Linked DNA regions of Homo sapiens: all the other regions are linked to region 2. The links are chromatin loops, found by intact Hi-C in ENCODE. Cell type or tissue: MCF 10A. All regions are shown on one strand. Each heading gives the region's core, and the rest is flanking DNA. Links, peaks and the distances in the headings are about the cores only. Region 1 has its middle 8.4 kb from the start of CCDC68. Region 2 has its middle 53 kb from the start of RAB27B. Region 3 has its middle 120 kb from the start of RAB27B.

What was found. Peaks named below come from ENCODE experiments on the same cell type or tissue, not always from the same donor. Only the 100,000 strongest peaks of a DNase experiment are listed, where the experiment ranks them.
Region 1: it touches region 2 in a loop (13-fold over the local background); 4 of 110 quality-filtered maps call a loop at or near these places.
Region 3: it touches region 2 in a loop (7-fold over the local background); 2 of 110 quality-filtered maps call a loop at or near these places.

Annotation. Positions count from the first base shown.
Region 1 is chr18:54,962,403-54,973,289 of GRCh38, forward strand. No RefSeq gene overlaps it. Among named protein-coding and RNA genes, the nearest start is that of CCDC68, 8.4 kb to the left of the region's middle. RefSeq lists an enhancer at 5,538-6,737. In MCF 10A, for the core only: no CTCF peak of the experiment used is centred there; a DNase peak (open chromatin) is centred at 5,989.
Region 2 is chr18:54,770,512-54,781,398 of GRCh38, forward strand. It overlaps a transcript of RAB27B not described here. Among named protein-coding and RNA genes, the nearest start is that of RAB27B, 53 kb to the right of the region's middle. In MCF 10A, for the core only: a CTCF peak has its summit at 5,392; DNase peaks (open chromatin) are centred at 4,950, 5,370 and 5,940.
Region 3 is chr18:54,707,047-54,717,933 of GRCh38, forward strand. It overlaps a transcript of RAB27B not described here. Among named protein-coding and RNA genes, the nearest start is that of RAB27B, 120 kb to the right of the region's middle. RefSeq lists a silencer at 5,292-5,586. In MCF 10A, for the core only: no CTCF peak of the experiment used is centred there; a DNase peak (open chromatin) is centred at 5,455.

The DNA.
Region 1 (10,887 bases), core at 1,390-9,389, 190 kb after region 2:
ATTCATGAGAGTGTGGAGTTACAATATATTAGCAACCTCCACAGGGAAGCTCAGGAGAATCTATAAACTATTATTAATTTAAAACTCCAGTGGTGTTTCTCAGAGGTTGGATATTGGGGGATTAGGGATGAGGCAGGGATTGATGTTTATGGATTTCTCTTACAGCTACTGCCTTTGATTATTATTTTTATGACAGCATATGTACAAACCATTTAAAATTTTCCTAGAGCTGTATATCTTTACACTTTTAAGATTATCCACATTAAGAAAAAGTATTGCTATTACATAATTTTCGGAATGGCTTTGGTTGGGTCTGATAGAGATTAGGTCCCGGGGACTAAAGCATCCCCAAACCACCCAGAGTGCCCTCGTTGAATAAATCCGTTCTCCTACTCACTCCACTAAAAAGAGGAGGGATTGAGGGTGCAGAAGAAAGCAGCAGATGCAGTCTCCTCTCCTGAAGAACACTGTGAATTGTCACCCACGTTCAAAGAGGGTCTAATTGTAAATCTAACACCCTGCCTTGTGACATTCAGAGCCTGTGGCTTGTGGCATTTGGACCCAGGCTCATATTTGAAATCGCTCTTGTTTATTTCTGTTCAGGGATTATTTGCTGAAAGGGAAAGTTGTGTGTGTGTGTGCGCGCACACACGTGTGCGTGTACTTAGTGCAATTTTATTTTATTTAAAATTTGCATTTAAAATGTATTAAAATTATTTTATTTTAATATTATTTTAAATTTGCATTTAAAATACATGTGTGTGTCTATACACACATACATATATTTAGTGCAATTTTAAATGCAAATTTTACTGTCATTTCCAGCCTCTAACACGTGCGCATACACACACACAAACACACACCATTCTTTAAAACATTTCATTGTCTCCCCATGAGCTCTTATTAAAAGCCTAAACACTTCTCCAGGGAGAGAAGTTGCTTTGCTCTCCCCCATCCACCCCTCCTGCTTCATCTCTTGCCACATTGTTTTTCAACAAGGCTGGATGATTTGTAGTGTTCCAAACCAACTCTCGTTTCTTACCTTATTCCTTTTGTTGCTCTTGTCTCACCCCCACCCCCAACTCCTAGACTAGAATGTTCTTTCTCCTCCTCTTTGACCTGGAAACTCCTTCTCCATTTATTTCCTGTGTATAGGGAAACGTTCCCTGAGCTCCCCAGTTTATGTTGGGTGTCCCACTTAGGTCTTCCCATAAAGTGCTTGAGGCACTGCATTTGCTGTTTTATAAGTTTTCTGTGGGTACTGTAACAAATAACCACACTTGGCTGCTTACAACAGTGCACATTTTTTGTTATAAAGTTCTGTAGGTTAGAAGCCTGTCATGGTACCAGGGTAAAATAAACTATTCCTTACTGGAGTCTCTTGGGGAGAATTTGTTCCCTTGCATTTTCTAGCCTTTTCTAGAGGCTCTCTGCATTTCTCCACTTATAGCCCCTTTCTACACCTTCAAAACCAGCAGCACATGTCCTCCTGACTCTGTCCCACTTTCACTTATAAAGACCTTTGTGATGACATTAAGACCAACTAGATGACCCAAGATAATCTCCCCATCTCAACATCCTCAACTTGATCACATCTGCAAAGTCTCTTTTCCACATAAGATAACATATTCACAGGGGCTAAGGATTAGGACATGGACTTCTTTGCAGGAGGGCATTATTCTGCCTACCATAGTTTTGTACCTAGGTCAGGTCATAATTCAAACATTAATTAGGTTTTGTTATGAAATATTTCATTTTTAAGGCACAAAATCAAGAAGGCTTTGCAAAATTATAAAGGAGGCATGCTCCCATCACTTTTTTGGTGATGCCTTTCCCTGCTTTCCCTCCTGTCCTCTCACATTCCTGTGACGTCCCCATAACGCCACCCTAAGGGGTTCCTGGTATTGGATAATTTTCCAACTTCTTCCTCCTCTCCCATACCTACCGCCTTTCTACATTTTCTGTGACTTGTGGAAAGGAAAAGGGAATGCAAATGTGGAAGTTGCAGCATTGATCTTGACAAAATTTAACTGTATGAGCCCTCCAAGTCTTGCATTTTGAGCTCCAAGCTCACGATTTAGCTGACTGCTAGGGAAAACACTCTATACCTAATGTCTCTCGCAAGCTTAGGACAAAACTCCATCTATTCTGCACAGTTCACAGCTGATATGCTAAGTGTTGGGGTCCATTTTACAATTTTAAATTTCAAAGAGTTTGCACTTTAAATGGCTAGATCACATATAAGCACATAAAAATACCTATCCATGCAATTATATAATAAGCTACAATATTTTCAAGCAATAAATCATCACTGAGTATTAGTGAAGCTACTAAGTACTAGAAAACTAAGAGAAAGTACTGATTTTAGTTGGTGTTCTAGGGAAGGCCTCAAGAGGAGGTAGGCTTGGCATTGGTTTTTGAGAATAATTACCATGTTATTCTGGGAGAGCATGGAAGCCTTTAAAGGTCAGACACAGCCAAAGGCACCAGGGCAAGTCAATTTTCAGGCAGACTGGGAATCTACCAAGTAGACCAGTCCAGCCAAACCACAGGAGACTAGTGGGAGATAAAGCAGAGAAATGTAAGCAAGCCTTGAGAAACAAACAAGAAGTACAGGAAATACATTTTTCTTGTCCATCTCTGCTAAGAGAGGAAGGGAAAACAATATTGTAGGAACTGAAACTCTGGCTATTGAATGAGTTCATTAGTAAAATAATTAGCCAATGCTTATCAACAATATGTGAATGTCTACTTATGTATACAAGTCTGTCTACACAGGTGAATCTTTTTCTAGGACTCCTTTCACATAATAGGTACAGAAACCATGACATAACCAAGAGTGATATTCAGAATATGAACCTATCGGTTGAGCAGTAGTACTGACCAACCAGAAAAGCTGCCAGCCATAATAGACAACTGGCGAGTAGGAACCCAGGTGAACCAGCAAAAAGTCAGCCCTGGACATCATTATTTAAAATGATTGCTGCTCTCTTAGCAAAACTAAATATCCTGTTGGAAATGTCTTTTCAAAGCACCCAGTTGGAGTTATTAAGTTCTGATTTCTGTAGGCATTCTTTCTGTTGATGAGCTTGGTTCACTTTATCTTAACAGTAGCTGGAATAATAAATAACACTTCCCTCTGCACTGTGAGCCCTTACCCCTGAGTAAAGAACTCATAGAGAAAGGTGAAACAAGACAAGAGGGTTGAGATGTGCATTCTAAATTCAGGTATTTCTAAGTTTGGAGGAGGGATGTGAAGCCCAGGATAAGGCTGTAGGAAGGCTGTGTTAGACAAGCTTATTGATTATAGGTAGAGACTGAATTTCAAGACTACTTGTCTTTGCTATTTGTTCACTTTCTCTGCCTTTATTCTCATGCTACCTTCAGTTGGTAAAGACAATTTCAATATTAACTTCAGAAGCTCATGTTGGTTTGTTTTTATTTCTTCAGCTGGAATAGAAGAAAGCTTACTGTATTCCCAGGCCAAACAAGATGAATTTTCTTTGATTATCCACTGTTTGAACCTGTCCACACACTGTAGTGAAAACCATACCTTTACAAAATATTTTTGCTTGTTTTTAAAGGTATTCTCTAATAGTCTATGGGATTTTGGCTTTCTATCCTTTTTGCAACAGCAGTGTTTTGGGGGATAATTGTGGTTTGATACCTATATCCCTGTTTCTTGGTTTTTGTTTTTGTTTTTTCTTTGAAATATTATCTTTCTTGATGGTTTGGTAAGTGGTTGATATCAAAATAAAAATTTTGGGAAAAGAAAAATAATGTCTTCATGTTAGCTCAAGTAATAGTGGGGAGTTAATATTAGGGTCCACATGGCAATAAGGAAGATGGAGAGCTCATCCAGGTCCCAAAGCAAGAACCCTGCAATCGCTGAGATTCCTGGAGACTGGATAAGGATGGAAGAGCTTTAGGGTTTCAGCTAGAGTCTGGGGATTCTCCCTCGAAGCTTTACCCAGCATTAATGCGGCATCTCTGCTTCTATGAGGATGGCTCCTGGTGTCTTGCCACTATTGAGTGGCTTCCTTACCCCTTGTCCTGTGACTCTTCAGTGGCCATGAAGTGTTGTGTAAAGCAGTGTTCAGGTTAGCTAGTCGACCTTAGGCAAGTGACATAGCCTCTCTGGCTTCAGTTTCTGTAAAATGGGCTCTAACTTTCATGAATCCTTGCAACCTCAGCCATGGCGACACACTGCTAGATTATTTTTGTTCTTATCAGTTTGAATTTTTGAGAGTGAAGATTTGATTAAACCTGCTTTCTCCTCTTTAGGATGAGCTATTCATAGATCACCTCAAAAGTCACAGGCCATGCTTTGGCTTGGCTGCCGTTGGGATGGGTGCCCATCACTTTCTGTCTGTCTTCTAAGACTTAGTAACTACTTGGTGGTTGCCCATGACAGAGCAAATGCCTGCCTAGGGCCCTTCCCTCAACAGGGGCTATGGGTGTAACAAGCCCTTCAAATGAAAACTAGGGCTGGGGGGCACCATGACTGTGGCTTCAAGTACAAAGAAGATAAGGACTGAGGCCAAAGAATTCAACTTGGGGCCAGGTGGGGGCAGGTGGCATCTGGAGGAAGGATTAGAGTCTTTAAGAAAATCACTAAAGAAGGAAAGAAAGAACTCAAAAGTTAAAAAACTATAATTATCTCCCAGCTGTTAGGAACTGTATTTCTCTTTTTTAGCCATAGTTAAATGCTTTAAATTATTACCTAAGTAGGCAATAAATCTCTACATTTATATATCTGTGTATGTCAAACTTCACACACATGTAAACAGTGATTAATAAATTATTATACTAATAATGCACAAAACTAATAACATTAGAATTTGGGTATTTTTTTTTCTGTAAAATGACTAAGTTATTTTATGCCCAGATTGGTAGAGATTCTGCAGAATCTGTTAATTTTGGGTACTTTTTGATATAGTCTTTAGTCATTTTTAAAAATAGTCCTTGCTTTTGGAAACAAAACTATATTCCTTATCATTGTTAATGTTATTGCTGTATATTTTTATAATGTTGCCTACAAACCTGTTTTTCTTTAGATACTTATGACATTTGTAGGATGTTTATCTTCTTCAGCAATTATTTTTTATTTTGCCTTTCCTAAATTCAAGCCTCAAATTCAGAATAATAAAGCCATTAAGATGTCTTTCATACCTCAATTGTCTTTGGGTTTCTTAAAATGGACATTAGGTAACACTAAGATCTATTTGTTTACCCTACAAAAGAAAAGGCAATAGAAATAATTGGGTTTGAATAAAATTCCCTAAATTTTAAGTAAGATACTTGGTCTGTTTTCATACTGTTATAAAGATGCTACCTGAGACTGGGTAATTTATAAACAAAATAGGTTTAATTAACTCAGTTCTGCATGGCTGTGGAGGCCTCATGAAACTTATAATCATGTCAGAAGGTGAAGGGGAAGCAGGTACCTTCTTCACAAGGCGACAGGAGAGAGAGAGGGAGGAAGCACCAGACACTTATCAAACAGTCAGATCTCGTGAGAACTCACTCACTATCACAAAAACAGCATGAGGGAAACTGCCCTCATAATCTGATCACCTCTCACCGGGTCTCTCCCTCAACATGTGGGGATTACAATTCGGATTACAATTTGAAATGATATTTGGGTGGGGACACAGTCAAAGCACATCAGTAATTCAAAACTCTTTTGCAATGTCTTTTCTTTACCAAACTTATGATAATTCAAAATAACTGACAAAGCAAAATGAGAATTATCTTCCTAGATTAATTATACATAACACATATATACTAACAAACATCTTTTTATGATTATATACTTTTTAAGTTAAAAAACATCAAGCTCCTGTTGAAGCACAAAGACTGTAACAATAACTGTCTATGAAAAGATTTTTACTAAAGGAATTTAGACTCACAAATCATTTTCTCTTTTGTTCATGGAAAGTCTGAACAAGCACTGGAGGTACTGAGTCATTTACAAGGAATCATCAGAGGTCTTTTTGCTTCCGTTTTGTTTGTTTTTTTGTTTTTGTTTTGAGATGGAGTCTCGCTGTGTCACCCAGGCTGGAATGCAGTGGTGCAATCTCGGCTCACTGCAACTTCCACCTCCCAGGTTCAAGCGACTCTCCTGCCTCAGCCTCAGGCGCCACCACGCCCAGCTATTTTTTCTATTTTTAGTAGAGACGGGGGTTTCGCCATATTGGCCAGGCTGGTCTCGAACTTCTGAGCTCAAGTGATCTGCCTACCTCGGCCTCCCAAAATGCTGGGATTATAGGCCTGAGCCACCATACTCAGCCCTTTTTGCTTCTTTAAATCTCTCGTTAGGACCAGCAACCAAGGCATCTCCTCCTTATCTAAAAGCTATAGCAGCAATAGCAAAGTGTATTTGTTTTTTAAAATTTAACTCAGTGGATTTAGTCCTAGGGTTTCCACAAAATGTAACTGTATTAGGCCGTTCTTGTATTGCTATACAGAAACACCTGAGACTGGGTTATTTGTAAAGAAAAGAGGTTTAATTATCTTACGGTTCTGCAGGCTGTGCAGGAAGCATAGCAGCTTCTGCTTCTAGGGAGGCCTCAGGGAACTTACAATCATGGCGGAAGGAGAAGCAGACAAGTCATATGGTGAAAGCAGAAGCGAGAGAGAAGAAGGGAAGTGCCACACACTTTTAAACAACCAGATCTCATGAGTACTCTATCACTATCATGAGGACAGCATCGGGGATGGTGCCAAACCATTTATGAGAAATCCCCCCCCTCTAATCCAATCACCTCCCACTAGGCCCCATCTCCAATTTTAGGGATTACATTTCAACATGAGATTAGGGCGGGTCAAATATCCAAACTATTATCAGTAGTATTTCTCAGTTCTATACAGATTTTCTGATTGTCCTGCTGACTGCAAACACTCAGCCATTTATACAGCTCGTTTCTTGACCTCCTATGAAATATTGTTCATTTCTCTTCACACATCACTACTCGTTACTGCAACACTCTATAGCCAGTCTTTCTCTTCCCTCACCCTAAGGAGCAGGAACTTACCTCTCCTGCACAGAGAGACTTCTTTGAATAATGCTGATTAAATTTTGTTTGATGATGATGGTTTCTACTTAAAAAGAAAAAGTAAAAATTGCATACTAGGCTACATTAGCACAGATGTGTGTTTACCCTTAACATATTAGCTTCTCCCAGAAAGTAACATAGTTCAAACAGTTCGATTAATTGCCTTTGCCTGGGCATGCTGACTGACCAAAGATAAAATAGCAAGTATTTATACTAATAATAGGTATGATTTGAAGTTAATAGACTTTGAAATTTCCTGAGGCTATCCTTGCTACAATGGTCAGTTTGTTTTCTTCAGAGACATTCCAGCCTGCTTTGCAGAAATTATATAATTCTATTTAATGAGCCTGCCCACCTTAAGGGGTCAATGTCTTATTTCTGTGGTTCCCAGTAGAATCTGTGACCCTCTGTCACTACTTCTTAAGAAAGCATGATTTCTGCTCTAAGCTAGTTTAAATTTAAATTCATAACCCAAGGGAAAGTTTATGTTTTAGCAAACACTTTTTGCTGTGCCTTTATAAATTCTAGAGGTCACATTGAACGGTTCAGGACCAGGATAAAGGAGAAAAGCATCCAGGTCTCTAGAAAAGGCCAGCTGAACTTTGGGACATCCTGGGATGATAACTGAGGCCTCTGCTTCAGGGTCTAATAACAGAGTGGGTGGCCCTTTGGTTTCTCACACTCACTGGGTTGCAGCTGGCTGATGCATCTCTTTCAGATTCTTAAATGCTACTTTACAGCCCTTGTTACACCAGAGGTTTGAATAACTCATCCTGTAACAAAAAGAACAGAAGACATTAACCTTCCCCCAACTACAGGCAACATTCGCTGGACAACCTCCTGATCAGCAAAATCATAGCAATGGTAAAATGCTGTATATCCTAGACTAATGCCCTGTGGTCTAATATTGCTTACCTTTGGTCTAAAATGGGACTAAGAAAAGAAAAAGCAGCTCCTGAGAGTCAGGAGATAACATGGTATTATCAGCTGGCCTTGGCATTGCCAGGAGAAAGGAAAATAACAGGCCAACACCATTTATGAGCATATATAGGTAAATCTCTCAGACAAAATACTATCAAATTGATTCTAGCAAGATACAAAAGGGGTAATATAACCCAACCAAGGTGAACTTGTTCCGCGGTTGCAAAAACAGTTTAACTATTAAAAATCTATCAACATAATTCTTCACATTAAGAAAATAAAGAAATGAAATGAATCATTTCAAAAATGGAGAAAGGACTTTTGTTAAAACTGGATACCTGTTCATGATTAAAAGACAAACAAAACTTATAACAAATTAAAAAAGTGAACTTCCTTAATTCAGTAAAGAATATCCACAAAACTTCGTAGAAAATATCACACTTAATGGTCCTCTAATCTGAGATCAGAAATGAGGTAAGAATACTTCCATCACAGTTGTTGTTTTGTTTTGTTTTGTTTTGTTTTGTTTTTGAGATAGAGTCTCACTCAGATGCCCAGGCTGGAGTGCAGTGGCACAATCTTAGCTTACTGCAACCTCCACCTCCTGGGTTCAAGCAATTCTCCTGCCTCAGCCTCCAGAGTAGCTGGGACTACAAGTGTGCACCACTACACCTCGCTTTTTTTTTTTTTTTTTTTTTTGTATATTTACTAGAGACGAGATTTCACCATGTTGGCTAGGCTGGCTCGAACTCCTGACCTCAAGTGATCCACTTGCCTCACCCTCCCAAAGTGCTGGGATTACAAGCATAAGCCATTGTGCCTAGCCTCATCAAAGCTTTATGCAATATTATATTGCAGATCTTATCCAGTGAAATAAGTCAAGAAATGGAAATAAAATATATAAAGATTAAAAAGGAAAAAATATGTGTCATATATAGATAACGTGACTATATATGTGGAATGTCCATAAAAATCTATAGATAAATTTTTTAAGTTAAGAAGTAAATTCATCCATGTTGCTGGATGCATGGTTAATATACACACACACAAAATTAATCAATTCTGCTTCTGTAAAAAAACAATAAACAAGTAGAAAATAACAAGTTTTAGAAAGATACCGTTTACAATAGCATTAGTAAACAATAGCATAAATAAAATACTTGGAATAAATAAAACCAAAGAAATGCAAGACCTTTACACAAAAAACTGTAAAACAGGCTGAGCCAAACTGCAGAAGGCCTAAAGAAAATGGAGGGATATACTATGTTCATAGATTGGAGCACTGATTCATAAAGTGGAAGATGTACTATCAAAATGCCAGTTGTTTCTCATATTGATCTCTGCAGATTTAAAAAAATTACAATCAACATGATGACATTTTAATATTTGAAGTTGACAAGTTATTTATTAAATTTATATGGAAATGAAAACATCCATAAACAGTCAAGACAAACTTGAACAAAAATGGACTAAGTTGGACTTACACAGTCAGATATCAAGGCTTAATAGAAAGCTAAGGTAATTAGCTTTGTAAATGGCCAAAATATAGACAAACCCACAAACTGAGTAGGATAGAAAGTCTAGATATCCACATATATCCAGTCACATGATTTATAAAACGGAAAGGGTTACACTATAATTGGAAAAGACTTTTTTCCAATTACAGTGCCACCAACTAAGAAAAAAATGAATCTTGCACTTTACTTCACACCATACGTGTATATTAATTCCAGCAGCATTGTAGATCTAAATATGAAAGACAAATCAACAAAACTTCTAGCAGTTAACATAGAAGAATATCATCACAATTTTGGCATATGCAAACTTTCTTAAATAGGATACCAAAATCACACACTATGAAGGATAAGATTAACAAATGTTACTACATTAAAATTAATAAGTTCTGTTCATTAAATTAGATCCAGAGAATGAAACTTAAGTCACAAAGTGGTATAACACACAGTTAAATACTGTATAGAAGTTAGAATAAATTAGCTCTTCCTGCATACAACAGCACAGGTGAATCTCATAAACATGTTAGAGAAAGAAGCCAGACACAAAAGTGCACACGTTAAATTCATTAATATAAAGCTCAAAAAGTGAAAAAACAAATTTGCGGTGTCAAAAGTCAAAACACTGGTTACTTTTGGGTGCACAGTGCCTGGGAGGGGGCAAAAGGGAGTCTTCTCTTCCAGGGTGCTGGTACTATTCTATTTCCTGTTTTGGGTAGTATTGACCTTGTAAAAACATTTCACATTTTACCTAGGCTTTTTGTACATTCTGTATGCTTGTTATACTTCACTTAAAATGTTCAATAAAAACAAAGACAATCTTCTCTTATTCCCACTTCCTCTACCAGTTACCTTTCCATTTCTTTGTACCATATATAGCAAAACTCCTAAAAAGAGTTGTTATTACCTCCAATTTCTGTTTACTTACTCTCTCTTAAACCCATTCCAATCAGGCTTCTCCTCACCCCCCAACCCCCACATCATACCAACAAAACTGTTGTTGTCATGGATACTGATGACCGCCACATTGCTAAGTCCAGTGGTCACTTCTCAGTTCTCACTTCACTTCACCTGTCTGCAGTATTTGGTGCAGTCGTCTCTCTATCCCAATAGACGTGGATGCCTTCTCTTGGCTCTCAGGACACCACTCTCCCAGTGTTACTCTTACTTCGCTGGCAGTTTCTGTTGGTATCCTTTAATGAGTCCTCCTCGTTTTCTCAAACTCTTCATTTTGGAAAGTCCTAGCCACTCAGTACTTGGTCTGCCTTGCCCCTCCATCTAAGCTCACTTCCTTGATTAAATGCCATTTATGTACTGATGACTCACAAACACAAATCTCCCAGCTTGGGCCTCTCCTCTGAGTCCAGACTCGTGTTCCCAGTTGCCTGCTCAACATC
Region 2 (10,887 bases), core at 857-8,856:
TTCTACATTATGGTGAGTTGTATAATTATTTCATTATCTAGTGCAATGTAATAATAATCGAAACAAAGTGCACAATAAATGTAATGGACTTGAGTCATCCCAAAACCACCCCCCAACCAACATGGAAAAATTGTCTTCCACAAAACCAGTCCATGGTGCCAAAAATTTCGGGGACCGCTACTCTTTGATCTATTTCTAGTCTCAGTTCTGTTTCTTTGATCTTTTTTTTTTCCTATTGCTATACCACGTTGTTTAATAGCAGACGTATAGTACTTTCTAGTATTAGATAAGGCATATCCCTTTCTGTTTTTCAACATTTTCTGCAGGTCTTTTTATTCCATTATAAACACCAGCATCATTTGATTCAATTCAAAAAATCTTTTTGGGGTTCGAATTAGAAATGCATTATATTTATATGTTAATTCTAGGAGCAGAGACACTAGTTTTTCTCATTTAGGTTCTGTCCCTTTCTTGTTAAACTGGAGGGTCTTCAGGAGTGGCTAGACATGAACAGATGTGTATTTTGAAGGCTCCATGCAGTATGAGGATGGAAGATGGATTAGACTGCAGTAAGATGGGGTGAGCAAGAGAGACCAATGTGTATTTTTTGCCACTATCCAGAAAATGCTGACTTCTGGCTAAGGCAGTGACAGTCAGTTTGGCCAAGAAGGCACTGAAAGAAGAGTCATTTTATAGATAAAATGAACACTAATTGGTTTTCATAAACAGTTTTATTGAAGCATTGATATAAAAAAACTGCACATGTTTAATGTATACAATTTGGTGAATTTGCAATAACATGAGTTTGTAACAGAACTTGTGTGGAAGTTGAAGGATACGGAAGAGTCTAATGTCTCAGGGTCTTGGCTAGATTGCGACTGGACTCATATCTGTGCCATTCATGATGAGAAGTCGAAGTGAGGTAAACATTTCTAAGGGTAGAGCAACAACGAGCCCAACACTGGACACATTCATTTTGAATTGCCTAATAATAGATGGCAATTTGGAAATCTGGAGCTGAGGCAAGAAATCAAAGTTGGAAGTACAAAATGGTATTATGGTGATAGAGCTGATAGTTTAGTGTGTGTGTGTGTGTGTGTGTGTGTGTGTGTGTGTGTGTGTGTGTGATGGCTCTAAAAAGACTTTGTAAAGTAAGAAAAAAGTTCATCAAAAGAACTCCTTCACATTCTCTTTAAAAACTCACATTTGACTTCATGAGTGGCAAGGTAGTAGGGGATATTTCTACTTATAAAGAAGCCAGGCTGAGGAGAAATCTTCACTCAGTTTTTCCAAAATCATTAGAAGAAAGGACTAAAACCCAAGCAGCCTTGGATACTGTGATCTGAAGACCCCAAGCAAGAATGAGGATTTGTTTTATTTATGATGTTGGCAAAGCCTACTCACTACTTTAGGCAGTTAAGAGAAAAATATATCATCTCTATTACTTAATGGAATAAAGAGTTTCACATTTGAACACATTGACTCACACACATTCAACCTACACAAACACACTGGTTTACTGAAAAGCTCCTCTTTAATTTCTTCATGTTGCTTTTGCTTTTTGGTGAGCTGCCATGTTTATTTCTAATGATGAGTTTCTTTAGGGAATGTGTCTCGTCACCTCTAGTGACAATATTATCAGTATAGTCACATAGAGGTCCTGGATAGGGACTGCTTTGTTAAATGACATTTGGCAACTGCCTGATGAGGTTTAGCCAATTTCCATGCCAGATATTTAGTAACATAATGTATCATGGGTTAGATGCCAATGGTTCTTGGACCATTTCCTCTCTGTGCTTACATGCTATGGACCCAGGGGGTGACTAACAAAGTGGCACACTTTATTCATCTGTGAATAACAGCATGTGCAAATGAAGACTGGGAATTAGAGCTCTCCTGCCTCTTCTGGAGAAAAGAGAATGTTGTGGTGGCTCATCCTTAATTCTGTATTGGCCTCTAGGCTTATCCATGTTGATTGTTCCTACGATTCCACACAGCAATTTGAATCAAAATGTGAGATCTTTCGTTTTAATCGTTATATGCAGCCAAATTTCAAATAGACATCCAGTGTGAAAACAAGAGACATTTTGCCTTTAACTAGTTACGTTGACTTAAGACAGTTAAAATCCTTACTCCAAACTCAGTCTCTTTTATTAATTATTTAAAAAACCCTTAAGATGTTATATTTAATATTGAATCTCTTGCATAATCAATACTATAAGCCATGCTTCTTATTCATTCACTTATTTAACAAGTTTTCATTAGGGATATGCTTGGTATAATCATCAGGCTAGGTATGGTGATTATACCTACCTTGTATATTGCATTGCATGCTGTCCTTCATGGTTTCATCTGTTTCCTCCTTTCTTTGTACAACTTTCCCTTTGCCATCTGGAAGAATAATATCAATTTGCTTCAGAATTTAATTCGGTGCTCCTTTCACACATTTCTTACTCCATGACTGTGTTTACATGCACTTTCAAATCCACTGTATTTTCAGAATGTTTTTAAAGCCATAGATCAATTGCCATGCCTATACTTCTTTTTTTTTTTAAATCTTCACCAATCCTTTTTTGGTTCATTTGGCAAAGGCCATCTCATATTTCTGTCCTGAATTTAATTAAATTGAGCAGACATTAGCTTTGAAATTTCATTTTCTAAAGCACTAAAGGAAATAAATGTTTTTAGAGTCAAGTAAATAGTTAGAGTGATCAAAATTTTCCTGTTACTAAGGTCATCATTCAATACAGGGATGCCCATTCTCTTCAAAGATGCTCTTGATGTACCTTCTAAATGGAAGCTCAGCAACCATGGCGTGCTGCCTTGGTGAAGGGGCTGTAGAGGCAGAGTGGCTGCACCAAGGGTAGAGATGAATTTGGCCTGGTTTTCCCAAAAGGAAACAGACCACAAAGCTTCTGCAAAGGAAAGGGACAGAGGTATTGCCATGGTCATGAACCTTAGTTTCATTCTATGATGCAGTATGATAGTCTTTACTCTTTCACTGTGAATTTTGTCACAGGTAGTCCTATCTTCCAAGCACATAACTCTGCGAGGCACTATCTTAGGTGTTATAGATACACACGAATAAGAAGGATTCTTTGCCATGAGGATTCACATTCTAGCAGAGGACAGAGAGACATAAAGCAAGAGACAATCTACTTTCTTTTTTTTTTTTTTCTTTTGAGACAGAGTCTCACTCTGTCACCCAGGCTGGAGTGCAGTGGCATCATCTCGGCTCACTGCAACCTCTGCCTTCCAGGTTCAAGCAATTCTCTGCCTCAGCCTCCCGAGTAGCTGGGATTACAGGCACCTGCCACCAGACCCGGCTAATTTTTGTATTTTAGTAGAGATGGGGTTTCATTATCTTCACCAAGGCCAGGCTGGTCTTGGACTCCTGACCTCATGATCCACCCGCCTCGGCCTCCCGAAGTGCTAGGATTACAGGCATGAGACATCGCGCCCGGCTGAGACAATCTACTTTCTACCACCAGAATAGGTTAGTTAATTTAACTAAATACAACTTCTATTTTTTTTCCTATTATTGTCTTCAAATAATAACCAGAGACGCCTTCAAGAAACTATGCAACTGAATAGCTAACACACACGGCATCCCTGCCAATTTGTACTCTCAACCAGCATTCTACTCTACCTCCTCCAACAAGTGATGGTAAGAGACAAAAAATCATGTATTACTATTCAGAAACAATTATAACCCTAGAAGGCTTGATTTTAATGTTGGGAAAATTTTCCAAAAATATTAGCATGTTAATAGGTAACTTATATTGAGTATCTATTCTGTGCCAGTCACTGAACCAAGCACTTTTGATGTGTAATCTCAATAATCCTTCCAACAACTTAAAGAAGGTACTATTATTTTTCCATTTTATAGGTAAGAAAACAGAAGCTCATAGAGATAAAGTAACTGACTCAGGTTACATGGTTTTCAGGGTAGAACCAGAATCCAAACACAGAGCATTTGACAGGCTTTGAAGCCAGTTCTCCTGACTACTGTTAAGAGAGCTTAACCTCTAGAATATCCTCATCCTCATTAAAAACTGGCAGTAAAAATGTAAGCAACTGATGATTGATGCTTATTGCATTTTAGAGAGATAGCTAAGTCTTTCATAAACACATTCCTTTTAATTCCCTTTACAATCCAGAGAGGTCAAGACTGTTCATTTTCACTTTTGTTTCTATTCTGTAATAAAGAAACACTGTTCAACAATTGTTTAAGCCAGTAAAATAGCATCTTTTCTTTTTTCTTGGTCATTCTCTATCCCATTATCCTGCTTTGTTTTCTTTACAGAACTTTCCTGTATCTGAAGTAGCTGATGTTTATTTGTATATTCTCAGCCTCCCCTCACGGGATCAGAGGCTGCTTGTGTTTTGTTCACTGCTGCATCCCCTGAGCCCTGAGCCTAGAACTATACCTTAAAAATGCTTGGCACCTAATTAATATCTGCTCAGTGGATGAATGAATAAACACAAAAAAAGCCTGTGTGCTGTCGGGAGCTATCAGTCACTGCTTTTGCATCCTGGGAGGAACTTGGCCTCTGTCCTTCCTACTGCTTCCTCAGAGAGCCTGACCTCAGAACAGGTGTTCAGCTTCTCATCCAGGCACAACTTGGGACTGTGTCTCCCCTTCTTTGGCGTGGCATCTTCCTAGAGGCCATGACCACAGCATCAACATAAAACAGCTCTGAAATCGTGTAAGGCCCAGAAACAATGTCTGGCAAATCCTCAAGCTCCCATTAGCTAAATGATAGAATGGAGCAGCTGCGCTTCAGACCTTATTCTTAAATCTGGAATTGATGCCAAATTAACAATATTCCAGCCATTACTCTTCCAGAAAACAGGGTAGATTTCTTGGCCTAAGTTTTGTCCTCTTGGCATCATATTGCCAAGGAAAATGTGTCCAGAGATTTGTCTCCAAAAGCCTGCTGCCTCAGGCTACAAACCGGTCATTTCATCATGCGGAAACTCTTCCTATTTCTGTCAATTGTCATGTTTTGCCTCCTGGCCTTCAGGATGCCACTAATGTATATGTACCAAATGGAGTCTGACCCCAGAATAAATATCTGCTGCAGTGAATTGAATCTGACATATGATGTTTCCTGCAATCTAACTTTGTCTATCTCTTCATCAACTTCTATATCCCTCTCCCATGAAACTACTTGTAATTTCCTCCACATCTATGCTGCCTCAACTCAGAGCTCTTGCTCATGCTGCTGCCTCTTCCTGAAATGCTCATGAAACTCCCCTCTTTGTCACCTAGCCAATTTCTAATATTCCCCAATCTCTTGCCAATGCACCGGTCACTCATATCAGCTCATGGTCAGCCTCGGCACAGTCATTCAACATCATCCACCTACTGGGCGTCTAGGTGCCTTGCAGTGCACCAGGCACCAGGAAGTGTGGTGATGTCATAAGATAATCATGGGAAAATTATAAGACTTGCTGGCATCTCCACCAAAAATCTCTTGTGGAAAAGATGCTGGAGTTGTACAAAAATCAGAATGTGTAGAATCTGCAAATTCCTGTGTATAAATCCTATTTGTTTGCAAATTAAATTGAATTTGCTTGGCGGTGTTTTTTGTTGTTGTTGTTGTTTTTTAAGAAAATGTCATAGAAAGTAGCCTGTTAGTGTTTCTGATGAGGAAAGAAATTTGCCCATAATCCTGGAAATGGTCTCCTGCTCAGGCAGGCAAAGCCTGGCTAGAGGCAGAGATGCCTTCCATCCCTTCCGCACACTTTTCTATTCCACCCCAACTACCAAGTAAACCAAACCTTTTCTGAGGCCTCAATAAAATCAAGCCTCTGACCTTCAGGCAGAAAGCAGGAGCAGCCTGATTCATATTGAGTATTACTGAGCCCTGCGTTGTGTAGGCAACAGGGATCAGTAAAGCCCAACTGGCTGGGGGTTTCCTGAAACCTCCATCTCTTGTGGTTGAATGAATCATAATAAGGACAATCCAGAAGAGAGTAGTCATCACTCATTTTAGGAGATTGCAAAACCAGCAGTGCGTAAAACAGACAACTTCTTTATCCTCACAGAGGATAGATTCTAGTGGGTGCTGCCATGATACCCTGTGCAGATTTCTGTGTGGGCCATGTCAACAATGTTCTGCAGTTGTTGGTTTGTGTGTCTGCCTCTTGGACTGTGAACACCTCTGGAGTCTTATTCAAGTTTATGACCAAAATGCCTAGACTATCTCCAGCACCATGTCAGTCACACAGTGAAGGTTTGATGAATGAATAAATCTCGGGCCTGGCATGGTCAGGCATGCCCGTAATCCCAGCACTTTGGGAGGCCAAGGCTGGTGAATCACTTGAGAATAGCCTGGACAACACGGCGAAACACCGTCTCTACTAAAAATACAAAAATTAGCTGGGTGTGGTGGCACACACTGGTAGTCTCAGCTACTCGGGAGGTTGAGGCAGGAGAATCACCTGAGCCTGGGAGGCAGAGGTTGCAGTGAGCCAAGATGGCACCACTGTATTGGGCCTGGGTGACAAAACAAGTCTTGGTCTCAAAAAAAAATTAAAATAATAAATAAATCTGACCACAATAACATAGATCACACATAAAAATATGGTGCTTAGAAGCATGCTTTATTTGTATACATTCTGGGAAATGTGAGAGAAATCCTCAAATTTACAATAACTTTTTAATAAAATGCATGAAATGTTACAGGATTGAAGAATTTGAATTTTGGTCTGTTTAAGCAAAGAAGGGCATCAAGAATGGTAAATAATTAACAGTGAGTGAGAAGGAAGAGAAAGTACTTGGGCAGGACAGAGAACTTGCAGTTCTCTTAGATCTCTTGGGTACAGGGATGGGTGCAGGTAGTGAATGAGAAAATGTTACTAGAAATGCATTGACTTGAAAACTGATCCTTAGAGGGTTAGAAATGGGTGCAGTATTTCTGCAGCCCAGTGTGCATGCAAACTCCACCTGAGCTCTAGCTGCGCTTAAATTCAGTGGAGAGTTTTAGAGTACAAACTGGAAGGGTTTGAGAGAGATGTGTGGAGCAGCATGGAAATGATTTACCTTTTGTTTTAAGTAATCAGAGAAGAGAACTGCAAATGCAGTTTGTGTACTCAGGAAGTAAATTATCTGTACTCTCAGCTGCAGTTCTTTAGGGTGACTGTATTTAACATTAGCTGTAAACTTTGTTTACTACTTGTCTTAATTTTCCATTTTATCTTCTGAAACATAGATTTAAGTTGCAAAGTGTATTTTCTTATTTCCTTTATGCTGTAATAAAAAACAAGTTTCTTCATGAATTTAATTAAAATTAACTAGTTTTAAAGTACTTCTTCGGACATAATAGAGTGGCATCCTCTCTCCCCCCCCACCCCTTCTTTTTTATTTCTCTTCTTCCTTTGCTCTTAATTTAGCTCTTACTTTCACTAATTGTCTCCGGCAAAAATATAAGGAAGCAATATTGTCAGGCAATGAAAACTTTTAAAAAGTCAACTTGCTAGAGAACTCAACGTACAAGTGAAGTTACAAGGAACAATTTACAGCTTTTCATAATTATACATGTATGTGTAGTTTTTCTTTCAAAAATCTTCAGCCTAATGTTGACCTGGCAATTTCCTTCTTACCAATAAGTCATGTCTCCTTTCTCGACACACCTCATAAATAATATAATCGCCATTTCTTTCTCTAAGGTGCTCCAGGGTTAGCATTTGGGCATTTTGCCCTTAAAGCCATATTTATCATCTTTTCTCCAAAATGGCTACCTTGCCTGAATCCCAATTTCTCTTTCTCCAAATCCTCCACTGTTTCTCCACGTCCTTCAGCATAAGAATCTGACTCCTTAGCTGGAAGAGCATGGCATGAATGAAGGCAACTGATCTTTGAGTCACAAAGTTCTGCATTCAAATCTGCCTCTGACACTTGGGTTAATTAATTAGCCCTGTGAACCTGTAAAGGGAGATAACAATACCTGCAGACAACTTTTGATGAAACCAACTAACACAGGCCTTTGAATCTCTTCGCTGAGCCCATTTGTACTGAGCTTCTGCTTTGTGCCAGACAATTTGCTTGGTTCTAGGGATGAATGATTCTGTCCTCCTGGAGTATAGCATTTAGTAAATGCTCAGTAAATTGAAGCCATAAATGATTACTATTTTCTGTTTATGGCCATCTTCTGCTTTAACCCAGTTTTCTGCCCTCATTTCCTTCCTTTCCATTCTTCTTCCAATAAAAATGATCTGTGCAGGGTCTTTAAAGGCATCCTGCACTTCTTGCCTCTCTGCTTTGTTCAGCCTAGCTTCTACTAACCTAGAATCTCTTTCTCTTTACTTTCTATACAGTTAAGTCCTTTTTTTTTTTTTCTTAGACAGAGTCTTACTCTGTCACCAGGCTGGAGCACAGTGGCGTGATCTCAGCTCACTGCAATTTGCACCCCCAGGTTCAAGCAATTCTTCTGCCTCAGCCTCCTGAGTAGCTGGGACTACAGGTGCGCACCACCACACCCAGCTAATTTTTGTATTTTTAGTAAAGACAGAGTTTCACCATGTTGGCCAGGATGGTCTCAATCTCTTGAACTCATGATCTGTCTGCCTTGGCCTCCCAAAGTGCTAGGATTACAGGCATGAGCCACCGTACCTGGCGCAGTTAAGTCCTTTCACACTTCAAGAATTAGTTGGCTCCAATTATGTCATTCTAGATTGTTTTAAATAGCGGTTATTTCTTCATCTTCAAAATTTTGTAGCTGTGGTCCTCACCATTGAGCAATATAAGAATCAACCAGAGAGCTTATTGATGGTGCCATTCCCAGGTCCCATTTCCACATATTACATTATATTGCAGCCTACTTAGTGTTGAGATCAAAAGTATAGGTTTTGGAAAAAATACGAAGTCACTTCCATAGCAGAACACAATTTCTATTATCCCATTGAGAATCCCACATCCAGAGACTCGGAGGGAGTTGGACAAATCCCCAAGACTGCTCGGTGGGACACAACACAGACAGAATCCCAAGATTAATGCCTCATGTTACTAGGACATGACCAAACTCAAGTGCAGCACAGCCAGGGAGGAATCTACACAGCAACGTACAAAGGTCCAGGATGTGAAAGCTATTCCTTCAGTTGGAAAAAATAGGTCAGTGGGCTTCAGAGTGCAATTCTTCAGACCAGTGATATCAGCATCAATGGGAATTTGTTAGAAATGTACATTATTGGGTCCCACCTAAGACCTATTGCATTAATTTTCTAGGGCTTCCGTAATGAAATACTACAGATGGGTGACTTAAACAGCAGATATTTACTTTGTCATAGTTCTGGAGGCTGGAAATCCAAGGCAAGATGGCAGCAGGGTTAGTTTCTTCTGAGGCCTCTCCCCTTGGCTGTCCCCTCTCCTGACAGCTTCCCCCTCACCCTCTCTACCGTCTCCTGACTGCTTCTCCCTCACCATGTCCCCCCTCTCCTGACGGCTTCCTCCTCACCGTGTCTCCCCTCTCCTGAGGGCTTCCCCCTCACCGTGTCTCCCTTCTCCTGACTGCTTCCCCATCACCGTGTCTCCCCTCTCCTGACAGCTTCTCCCTCACCGCGTCTCCGCCCGTCCTGACAGCTTCCCCATCACCCTGTCTTCCCTCTCCTGACGGCTTCCCCCTCACCCTGTCTCCCCTTTGCTGACTGCTTCCCCCTCACCGTGTCTCCCCTCTCCTGACTGCTTCCCCCTCACCGTGTCTCCCCTCTCCAGACAACCTCCCCCTCACTATGTCTCCGCTGTCCTGATGGCTTCGCCCTCACCGTGTCTTCCGCATCCTGACAGTGTCTCCCCCAACCTGAAGGCTTCGCCTCACCGTGTCTCCCCTCTCCTGATGGTCTCCCCCTCACTGTGTCTCCCCCGTGCTGACTGCTTCCCCCTCACCCTGTCTCCCCTCTCCTGATGGCTTCCCCCTCACCGTGTCTTCCCTGTCCTGACAGCTTCCCCCTCACTGTGTCTCCCCCATCCTGATGGTTTCGCCCTCACCGTGTCTCCCCTTTCTTGATGGCTTCCCCCTCACTGTGTCCTCGCGTGGCCTTTTCTCTCTGCACTTAAATGTCTGTTTCCTAAACTCCTTTTCCAGTAAGGACACCATTCGTATTGGATTAGAGCCAACCCACATGACCTCATATAACTACCTCTTTAAAGGTCCTGTCTCCAAATATGGTCATATTCTGAGATATTGGCAGTTAGGATTTCAACATACAGATTTGGGGGAGGTGGGACATAAGCCCATAACACCTACCCAATCAGAAACTATGGAGAAGGTTCAGTGATCTGTTTCAACAAATTCTCCAGGTGATTCTGCTGAACACTGAGGTTTGCAAACGACTGGATAAACCACCTGGGAGGTTGGATAATGCTGAGCTTTGTACTGGGAGTAGCATATAGGCTAACAGCTCATTAGTAGTGTTCTACATAGCCTTATATTCACACCCATGGTTATACCAATGCCTGCGGGTCTGGGAGAAGTACTCAAATTATTAGGATCATGCTGGGCATGCACAGTGTGGGTCTCTTCCACCCACTGGGTGAGGCTAAGCTGGTTTCACCTTAGCTGCCCTGCATTATCTCTGACCTCTAAGGCCCAGTGACAGCCCAACTGGCCAGCTAGCTGTGGCTCCCTCCTACTCACCAAGCAGGAAGCAGAAATACTCAGCCACTCCATGCTGCTACCTGATTGAAAGTATCACAATGCAGTCTTTGTCTCTAACATTAGTATAGAAGGCCAAACTACCTGTCCACTGGCCTTTCTGCTTGGGTTCTTAGTGTCGGTTTTCTCTGACAACTGGAAGAGAATAGAGGGCAGTGGGTGAGGAGAATGGAGCCTATCTCTGACCTTCATGCTTAGTTCAGCCAGCTTTCATTCTCGGCAGGCCCCT
Region 3 (10,887 bases), core at 1,271-9,270, 63 kb before region 2:
GCTTTTTTGTACATTTGGTGATATTTATTTTTATTTTTGTTTTAAGTTCTGGGGTACATGTGTAGGATGTACAGGTTTGTTGCATAGGTAAATGTGTGCCATGGTGGTTTGCTACACCTATCAACACATCACCTAGGTATTAAGCCCAGCATGCATTAGCTATTTTTCCTAATGCTCTCCCTCCCCTCACCCACCCCACAAGATGCCCCAGTGTGTGTTGTTCCCCTCCCTGTGTCCATGTGTCCTCATTGTTCAGCTCCCACTTATAAGTGAGAACATGCAGGGTTTGGTTTTCTGTTCCTGAATTAGTTTGCTGAGGATAATGGCTTCCAGCTCTACCCATGTACATGCAAAGGACATTATCTCATTCCTTTTTATGGCTGCATAGTATTCCATGGTGTGTATGTACCACATTTTCTTTATCCAGTCTATCATTGATTGGCATTTTGGTTTATTCCATGTCTTTGCTATTGTGAATGGTGCTGCAATGAATATACGTGTGCATGTATCTTTATAATAGAATGATTTATATTCCTTTGGGTATATACCCAGTAATGGGATTGCTGGGTCAAATGGCATTTCTGGTTCTAGATCTTTGAGGAATCCTCACACTGTCTTCCACAATGGTTGAACTAATTTACCTTCCCACCAGCAGTGTAAAAGCATTCCTATTTCTCCACAACCTCGCCAGCATCCGTTGTTTCTACACTTTTTGATAATTGCCATTCTGAATGGCAGGAGATGGTATCTCATTATGGTTTTGATTTGCATTTCTCTAATGATTAGTGATGTTGAGCTTTTTTTGTTTGTTGGCTGCATGAATGTCTTCTTTTGAGAAGTGTCTGTTCATGTCCTTTGCCCACTTTTTATTGGGTTTGTTTTTTTTTCTTATAAATTTGTTCAAGTTCCTTGTAGATTCTGGGTACTAGACCTTTGTCAGATGCATAGATTGCAAAAATTTTCTCCCAACCTGTAGTTTGCATTTGGTGATATTTAATTGTGTATTAATACTTGATTTTAGTTATTGGGAGTACTGAGTTTCTAAGTTGGGAATTGGAAAGAATTCCTCCAGAGAGAATTTTTTCCTGTCAAAAGAAGGACTTCAAACCAACACCTATCCCCAGGATACCTTCATGCATATTGCAGATGACCTAAAGACCAGTTTGCAGAGAGAAGAAATGCTTTGAGCAACCTCAAAGAAATGCTTTGAGCCTGGGGTAACCCTGCCCTTTCCAGGCACCCATTCCTGTCACTTGCCTACGGGCTGCTCCTTATTATCCTGGCATGGGCTTATGTAATTAGTTTTGTGTTTCTTATTTGTTTCATATTCAACAAATATGATATCCATGGGATATCCATGGAGACTTCTTTGGTCACCTGTGAGAACACTGCTATATCAGAGAGAGAGAGAGAGAGTGTGCTTGCATGAGATAGTGTGTGTTTTAAGGTTTTTGTTCCTGATAGTAAAGTGGAAGTTGAATACCATTATTACAGTTTAACTGCAGATTAATAAATCATAACTAAATTTTAAAAATGAAATTGAAAGGAATAGAAAAAATTAGTGTGGATTGCAGGTAGTAAGGGCTATAGTGTCATTGTTAGAAAGTTTTGTTTAAATTTTATATATGTATATGTTTGCATGGGTATGATAATTTAAAATATTTGGTATATATTTGTGGTTACAAGAAGGTTTGCAAGCTATTGGTTCAGAAGTCTTCCTCTTTTGCCTTCCTTTTTTCACCTAATTAACTCTCTCCCATCTTTTAAATGTCAGCTCAGATGTTACTTGCTAAGGAAAGCCTTCATCATACTCTGATAGATTTGGTTCTATTGTCAATTGCTTTCAAGAGTCATTTCCCTTTACTTTCAAGACTTCACCTCAGGTTGTAATTGAAATTTCACAGTGATATTGTTTGATAGATGTCTGTCTCCCACAGCAGACTGTGGGCTCCATGAAAGTAGACTGTCCATAGCTTTGTTCATCCTCATATTCTCAGTGCCTAACACAATAGTTGAAACATAGTAGGCACTTAATAAATATGTTTTAAATAAATGAATGTATCTTCTCATGAAATCTTCCCATATGATCTCATTTTAGTGATACCAGCAATATTGGAACACCCCATGGGGTATGATGAGCAGACTGAGGGCATCTTCTTTCACTAGATGTGCAAGCTCTTCTGTGAATTAACTCTTTAAACCACAAAAGCACATTCCTAGTTTTCAGAAAACTGGGACATGATTGAACACAGTTGGGATAAAAGGGCTTCCCCTATTGAAACTCACAGCAGCTCAAAGTAAAATTTGACAATTCTTTTTTTTTGAGACAAAGTCTCTCTCTGTCATACAGGCTGGAGTGCAGTTGTGGGATCTCAGCTCACTGCAACTTCTGCCTCCCAGGTTCAAGTGATTCTTGTGCCTCAGCCTCCTGAGTAGCTGGGATTACGGCCATGTGCCACCATGCCTGGCTAATTTTTTTTTTTTGTACTTTTAGTAGAGATGGGGTTTCACTATGTTGGCCAGGCTGGTCTTGAACTCCTAACTTCAAGTGATCTGCCTGCCTCAGCCTCCCAAAGTGCTGGGATTACAGGAGTGAGCCACCGCACCCGACCGAGAATTCTTTTAATAATGACCTCCAGTTTAACCCTTCTAATAGTGTGAATGCCAGGTACACTAAATGGTAGAAATATGAACTGGGGTCTTCCCAGAAACTTTCTGCTACAACTTCTTGTGAAGGCAAGAGAAGGCTTAGCTGTAAAGAAGCAATAAGGCATATTCACTACATATCTTTTAGCAATTATTCTGCAATCATGAAAATTCTGAAGAATACCAAATAACTTCAACACCTTTAACAAAGAATTCAGTGAAGATGAAAGTGTTTTGGAAAGTAGATTAACTAATTATTGATATACCATAACTGTTACAGTAGATAGCGAGTCAGGCATGAGCGGGGCAGGAGAGCCTCTGCCTCCCTAGGAATATCAGGCAACCATCAGGTGATGGCCAAGCAGTTATTACACTGCTTCTCTAAAATAATAATTGGTCACTGCTAGTGCGAGGGAAAGGCAGTCTCCCAGTAGAAAAACCTGAAACTGATGGTCAATAGGTTCCTGATAAGATCTCAGGAGTTGGGCGAGTGGGCTCAAGCATGCACATTAAGAGGTAAAGTGACGGAGTTGAACTGTTCCTCGTAGGAACATTCAGCTGGTAAGGGAAGAACGCCTCAAGTGAGTATGCATACAACTCCAGTAAACACACTGTGCATAGGGCCCCTCCCAAGTGCTAGCAGGCCACTGTGCATGCAGACAGCCCACCCCAAGGCAAGAATCAGGGGAGAAAGGAAACAAGACCCCAGAAGTATGCCAACATATAAAACCCCAAGTCAGAGGTCAAACTGTGCACTTGATCTCCCAAGCCACCTGCTTGGCCCTCTTCCAAGTGTACTTAGCTTCCTTTCATCCCTGCCCTAAAACGTTTTAATAAACTTTCACTCCTGCTCTAAAACTTGCCTTGGTCTGTCACTCTGCCTTATGACCCCTCGGTTGAATTCTTTCTTCTGAGGAGGCAAGAATTGGGGCTGATGCAGACCTGTATGGATTCACCACCGCTAACATAACCATATTCATTTTCCATCATGTTTTTATGACAACTAAAAGCTATATTATGATGATGATGATGATGATGATGATGATGATGATGATGAAGTTCCTCAAAATGGGGCTTTGTTATGTAAATAATGAAAAAGTCACTGATGGCAACTGATGAGATTATTTGTGGCCATTTTTTGGTCTTCATTTTCATAGACTTTAGAGAATGTGTTTTCAAGATATTCTCAAGGTGACCTTTCCTTGGTAGAGCATACCTTGCATGCCATTAAATATACAGACAAACTGGGTATGACTCCTTCAGTCTGGTTAGGAATTTTTGTGTAGAGCTCTCCTGTCTATGTACATTTCCTGGACTCTACTTAGCCTATTGGCAAAGGTGCTCTACGCTATGTGTTTAAAAGCATTTATATTAGATGACACTGCTTTAATTTATATTACATATAGTGAGGCAAAGTCCATGTTAAGTCCTTTCCTTGTGCCATTATAAATGTTTAATTTGGTTCAGGACAGGAAGGCTACCGAAGTTATATCCAAACAAAGCATATGATGTATTACAAGGGAAGTCTGATGTGATGAGGATACCACCTTGGTCATTTTAAAAAAATGCTAGTTACATTAGAAAGCATAAGACATACACTTTAAATCTTTTACCTCAACTTAAAATAGATAAATGTTAACTTATTTGTCACTCTTTTACAATGAGGACAAGTTCTTTCCTTTGAGTGTGTATGAGTATCAAGTGTCTATAATTTCTAGTTTTAGTTCTGTTAAGTGGAGCAAGAACACAAAACCCTTGCAAAGCCATCTGAATACATAATTCTCTATTATTTTTGTTTGTTTGTTTTCAGACACAGTTTCACTCTCGCTGGAGTGCAGTGATGCAATCTTGGCTCACTGCAACCTCCACCTCCCAGGTTCAAGTAGTTCTTGTGCCTCAGCCTTCCAAGTAGCTGGTATTACAGGTGTGCACCACCACATCTAGCTAATTTTTGTATTTTTAGTAGAGACAGGGTTTCGCCATATTGGCCAGGCTGGTCTCGAACTCGTGACCTCAAGTGATCCACCTGTCTGAACCTCCCAAAGTGCTGGGATTACAGGCATGAGCCACCATGTCACAAAATTTACTTTCAATCCTCTAGAATATTTTGGGCCCATAGCTGATTTGGCAACAATTTATTTTAGCGAATCATCTTTATCTAGTTGTTACAAAGCATTACATTTATTTTTCTTAGAAATAGTAACTCTCTTTTGCACTCATATCTTATCAGTATAAACACCTTTCAATTCAATTATATAGTTACACTAAAAATACATCCAACACTAACAGCTTTGGTACTATACGCTAATGAATCTTGGTTTACGTGTAACTCAAATAGAGTGGAAGAACACGGACATGCTTGGGAGTAAACACTAGCCTTCTACATGTGTGGACATCAGTCAGCATGTTTTGTTGAGTAGATTGGAGTAAGTCGGTTAAAATGAGGAGCATTGGGACTGGGGGTGAGGCAAAAGTGATGGCAATGATGATTTATTGAAGCTTCTTTAAAAGAGCTTTACTCTATCTACAAATATGAATTATTCTCAGTGTTGATACAAATAACATAGTCACACAAGATGTTGAATATATTGTGGAATTCAAATATTTAAAAGAACGGTGGGGCTGGTAAGAAATGCATTTGCAATGTAGTATAATGTAGTATAGTTTCATCTCATATCTTTTTCTTAGATGAGTCATGTTACTTGGTGTTATTATTCTAAGCATTTGATCACCCCAGGTCATGAAAAGCATGACACACTTGTTTTGAGACAGAAAATTTCTCTTACTACATGAATCCAGAAAGCACATGATTCACATTTTATATGCCTTTGAAACGGGAAATGTTCCCTTGTTCCCCTAGCAGGGTGTGTGATGGGGGTGTGGCTCGCTTCTTCAGTGCCTGCTGCTCAAAACTCTAGGGGAGCCCAGAGACAGGCAGGCTGTGGGGCTCCAACCTCACTGCAGTGTCTAGGCATGAATGTTTATAGCTCCTGAAGCCCCAGTGGGTTTGTGTTACAGGGTGCTCTCTTGGTTTGCTGTCTATAGGCAGCTTATGTTAACCAGCTCAATTAGACTCTACACCTTGTCACAAGGACAGAGGGCATTCTGTATCCTGGGTTCTTGCCTTGGTGTACCAGAAGAATCGGATCACAGGTGGGCTTGGAGAATGAGTGCCAAGTTTTATTGAGTGGAAATAGCTCTTCACTGCTGGATGAGCCAGAAGGGAGACGGTTTTCCCCTGGAGTTGGGCCGCTCAGGCACATGCCAAACTCCGCCTCTCCTGCAGGTGGATGGCCTGCCAGTGTGCCAGCGTTTGTTGGTGTGCTCTTCTGCCGGCATGCTCCCTCCGTGTCCTCTTGATGTCCAGCAGCTTGTCTTCTTCCACTGATGTTTTCCTCTCGCCCTCCAGCAGCTTTCATCTCTGCCTTGCTAGGGTCTCAGCTTTTTATAGGCCCAAGAGAGGGGTGTGGTGGGCCAGGGTGGTCTTGGAAAATGCAACATTTGGGCACAAAGGCAGAAGTGCCTGTCCTCACCTAGGTCTGTGGGGCTAGGGCCCTAGCCAGGGACCTGCCTTTCTCTACCCAGCATTTCTCTACCCTCCTCCTGTATCACCTTGAAGAGGTAGAGGTTCTGTTTTATTTTAATAACCACCACAATTTATTTAACCATTCCTTGATCCACGTATAGAATATTCATGCTAAGCACTCTGCATGTATGATCCTATCTAATCCTAAACAAACTCTTTGCAGAGGTATTATTACTGGATTATACTTATGAAGAAACTGAGATTCACTTTGTAAAGTTTCAAAGTGAAAGAAGCTTGAAAGTCATTGCTGTTATCAATGCTGCACATCTCCAGAGTGGCAGCCTTTGGCTTTATGCTACTAAATATAGTGGTTTCCTTTTCTAAAAAGAAACACTTTTTTTTTTGTTTTGAGATGGAGTTTTCTTCTTGTTGCCTAGGCTGGAGTGCTATGGCATGATCTTAGCTCACTGCAACCTCTGTCTTCCGGGTTCAAGTGATTCTCCTTCCTTGGCCTCCCGAGTAACTGGGATTACAGGCATGTGCCACCACGCCCGGCCAATTTTGAATTTTTAGTAGAGATGGGGTTTCACCATATTGGCCAGGCTGGTCTTGAACTCCTGACCTCAGGTGATCCAGCTACTTCGGCCTCCCAGAGTGCTGAGATTACGGGCGTGAGCCGCCGTGCCCGGCAGGTTTTCTTTTTGTAATGGGGAGCTATTCTGTGCTAGGCCTTTAAATGTAGTTGACATGGGGTCATCACAAGAAGCCTATGAAGTACTACTTATTAAACTATATGGAAGCACAAAGTGTCAGATTTAAATCCAGGTCTGTAGTCCCAAAGTCAGTGATTATCCCACTCTATTCTATAACAGATACATTTGCATATGGCACCTGACTGCCACAATTCACTAGCACGTGAGTACACATAAGGTCACATATAATTGATAACCAATCCCACAGGATCTGAGCCCCCCTTCACCGGCTCATCCATGAATTCCAGCTCCTTACAATGTCCTTCACTGCACAGTCATCTTGAAAAGCCACAGACTGGTCCAAGTCACACTGTTCTTATAGTCACCATTGGCTTTTGGCAAGTTGAGCCCAAGATCTGTGATACCAGCACCCCCCTTTACAAACCTGGGCACTGTGACACAGCTGTCCCTGCAGAACCAGCAGTTCCTGACCTGATGGGGGTCCCCAGTGATTCTTCCAGGCACTGAATCTCAACACACCTGTGTGAGCCAAGCAGACTGAAAGGGAAGAGGATAACAGCACCCACACATTTCAAGTTTTCTCAGGGCCAAAATACTACAGAGTTTATGAGCTATCTATCTTAGTCAATTCAGGCTTCTGTAACAAAGTGTAGACTGGGTGGTTTATAAACAACATAAATTTTCTTTTCACAGTTCTGGAGGCTGGAAGTCCAAGATCAGAGTGCCAGCACAGTCAGGTTCTGCTGAGGGTTCTCTTCTGAGTTGTAGGCTGCCCACTTCCCTTTCGATCCTCACATAGCAGAAAGTGGGTGAGAGAGCTCTTGCGAGTCTCTTTGATAAGAACACTAATCCCACCCATTAGCGCTCTACCCTCATGACCTAATCTCTCAATGACCCCCACATTCTGAAACCATCACATTAAGGGTTAGAATCCCAACATATGAATTCTGGGGGGACACAAATATTCAGTCTATTGCAGTATCTTAGGGTTTTCAGTTTGTATGGAGTCTTTTTCTATTACAATCATGTCCATCTCAGTCACAAAGATCTACAAAGACCCACCACTCCCCTCTACCCGCAGGTCCTGTGGTGAGGTCTGTTTCCTCAAGCTGGGATCCTTCTGATTTATGGTGACATGTCTCTCAGCAGCCTCACTTTTCTTCTCTCCACCTGGAGTCATTGCACAGATGACATGTCAGTGTATGTCTGAGGCCCAATCATGGACATAGTGCTTTGTTTCTCAGGGAGCTCTCCAATATTATAAAAATCAGTAGCTACAGAGAAATGCTTAATGGTGGGGCATTGCCTCCCTCACACACTAGCCACTCCCCTTCTGCAGTCCAGCCCATTCACCACTTTGTAATAACAAGGATCTAATTGAGGGTACATTAGTGTCCTTTGGTGCTGATCAACTTCTTTAAAAATAAAAAAAGTCTCATTTCAGAAAACATGCTGAATTAGGAAGAAGTGGAAAGAAGTGCAGTGGATAAGCAAACCACAATCCTCAGGCCTCAACGAGGCATTCTTTCATTGATCACTAATCACTCTGGGTTCACCTGACTCTAGTCATCAACATGGCTCCCTAGTCTTGAAGTTGTCCAACCACAGTCAAAGCTGTTTGACCTGCACATGACAAACAGGTTGATTTCTGGATCCTTAGATCCTATAAAAACATCACTGTCCCTTGTGGTTGGGTTCAGTCTCACCCCATGCCTTTTGGATCTGTACTTTTTCCATGAGAAACACTAGCCTTGAGTTCTCCACAGCAAGAGTCTTACCTTGATTTTTTCTCTCCTTCCCTCAGAAGCCCTGAGCCTCAGCCTCAATGGCACATTGCCTTGTTATGGGCTGATATACCTTGTTACTGCTACTACACTTCATCCTGTGGTCTGAATGCCTGGACCACAAGGTATGAGCTGCCCTCCCTGCTCTGGAAGGCAACCATCTCTTGGTGGAGAGGAACACTCTCCTGATGACTACTTGCCAATGTGAGGCTTTGATCCAGGGCCTACAGTGCCCACATACCTGTACCTGTACTCCCTGTCTTCACCTGTCTTAGTACTGGTATTTACTCTGCTAACCAATCTTACTAGAGTTCACTTTCCATATTCTAGTCCCTTCTGTACCAACCTGCCCACTGCCACCTGAACTCTATGTACTCTGGGGAAAAAAAGAAATCAGTTGGGTTGAATTCTCAAACCCAATTGCCCAGTTCCACTCCATACTCATAACATCCAGACATAGAAGCCCTTAGCAAATATAGCATATTCTGACTTACATTGTCCATTCTTTTATGGCAAGTATTTTATGTACATGTAATTATTTGATTATACACATACACTAATATTTTTCTCTATATTTAAATTATAAGCTCCTGGCTGGGCACAGTGGCTCACACCTGTAATCCCAGCACTTTGGGAGGCCAAGGTGGGCAGATCACTTCAGCTCAGGAGTTCAATACCAGCCTGACCAACATGGTGAAACTCTGTCTCTACTAAAAGTACAAATATTAGCTGGGCATGGCGTGCACACAAGAATTGCTTGAGCCTGAGAGGCAGGAGGCTCCAGTAAGTTGAGATTGCACCACTGCAATCCATCCTCAGCAATAGAGTGAGACTCCGACTCAAAAAAATAAAAAATAAAAAATTATAAGCTCCTTAGAGGCAAACATATACTTAGCACAGTCCCTTATTAAAAGTAGTTGTGCAGAGAAGTATGCTAAATTGAATTTAATCACTTACAAGATTAACTTCTGTACCCGTATTCTATAGTGTAATTTCTCAGCTTACTGCCTCATTTATCTTTTCACAAATATTTACTGAGGGCCTGTTGCATGCTGGGTAATCTTCCAGGGGTTACTTTATCAAAGTCAATAGAGGCTGGGCATAGTGGCTCATGCCTGTAACCCCAGCACTTTGGAGGCCAAGGCAGGTGGATTGCTTTAGCTCAGGAGTTCGAGACCAGCCTGGGCAATATGGTGAAATCCCATCTCTACCCAAAATACAAATAATTAGCCAAGCATGCTGGCACACCATTGGTCCCAGCTACTCTGGAGGCTGAGGTTGGAGAATTGCTTGACCTGGGAGAAGGAGATTGCAGTGAGCCGAGATGGCACCACTGCACACCAGCTTGAGTGACAAGAGGAAGACCCTGTCTCAAAAAAAAAAAAAAAAAAAAAAGTCAGTAGAACAGATTCCTTCACAGATACTACATTGCAGGGGAGTTCAACAATAACTAAATTACAAAATATAAATGTCATGATGGGGAAAAGGTGGGGGGAATGAATAGAGAAAGATGAAGAGTGGCGTTTACATGAAGTGACACTTGAACGTTTTGTCTCTTTTATAGAATAAGTTTCTGGAGGTCTCAATTTTGTTTGTTTTTGCATTTATTTCATTTTAAATGTTTGAACAGCATAAGCTACTAACGGACTTTTTAGGCTTTTAGCAAACACTTTTTGCAAATAGTTACGTAAATATATCAGACTTTGAAAACCTCCTACTTCTTAATTTTTTTCCCTTACACATTAAACATGGAAAAAAGAAAACAAAACACATGGATTTTAGTAGATATAGGATATTATCAAATTAGTTTTCTTTTTAACAGCCCTCTGGCTTCAACATTTTCATGAGCATCATTTATTTAACAGACAAGATCATCTATAATCCTTTTTGGTTTCAACAGCAGTGTCTGATTGACAGTAGCAAACTCTATTTACTGATCATTTTTCCCAAACCCAAACCCCACTGCCCTGATGCTTAGCTGGCTGACATCCCTGAAAATCTTTGGTGATAATCATTAGAAGAATCACCAGAAACAGGGAGGCTCTTTGGAGCTACCTTGTGTGCTAACCTGGCGCAGGCACTAGGACCGCCCAGGAGCCGATAGGCAGCCACGCTTCACAGCCTGTCAGAGGGACTGAGCCGCCTTTGCTGTTACACAGGAAGAGAGCAGGCAGCATCAGTATCGGCTCAGCATCCTTCCCCCTTCTGTTCGATTAGA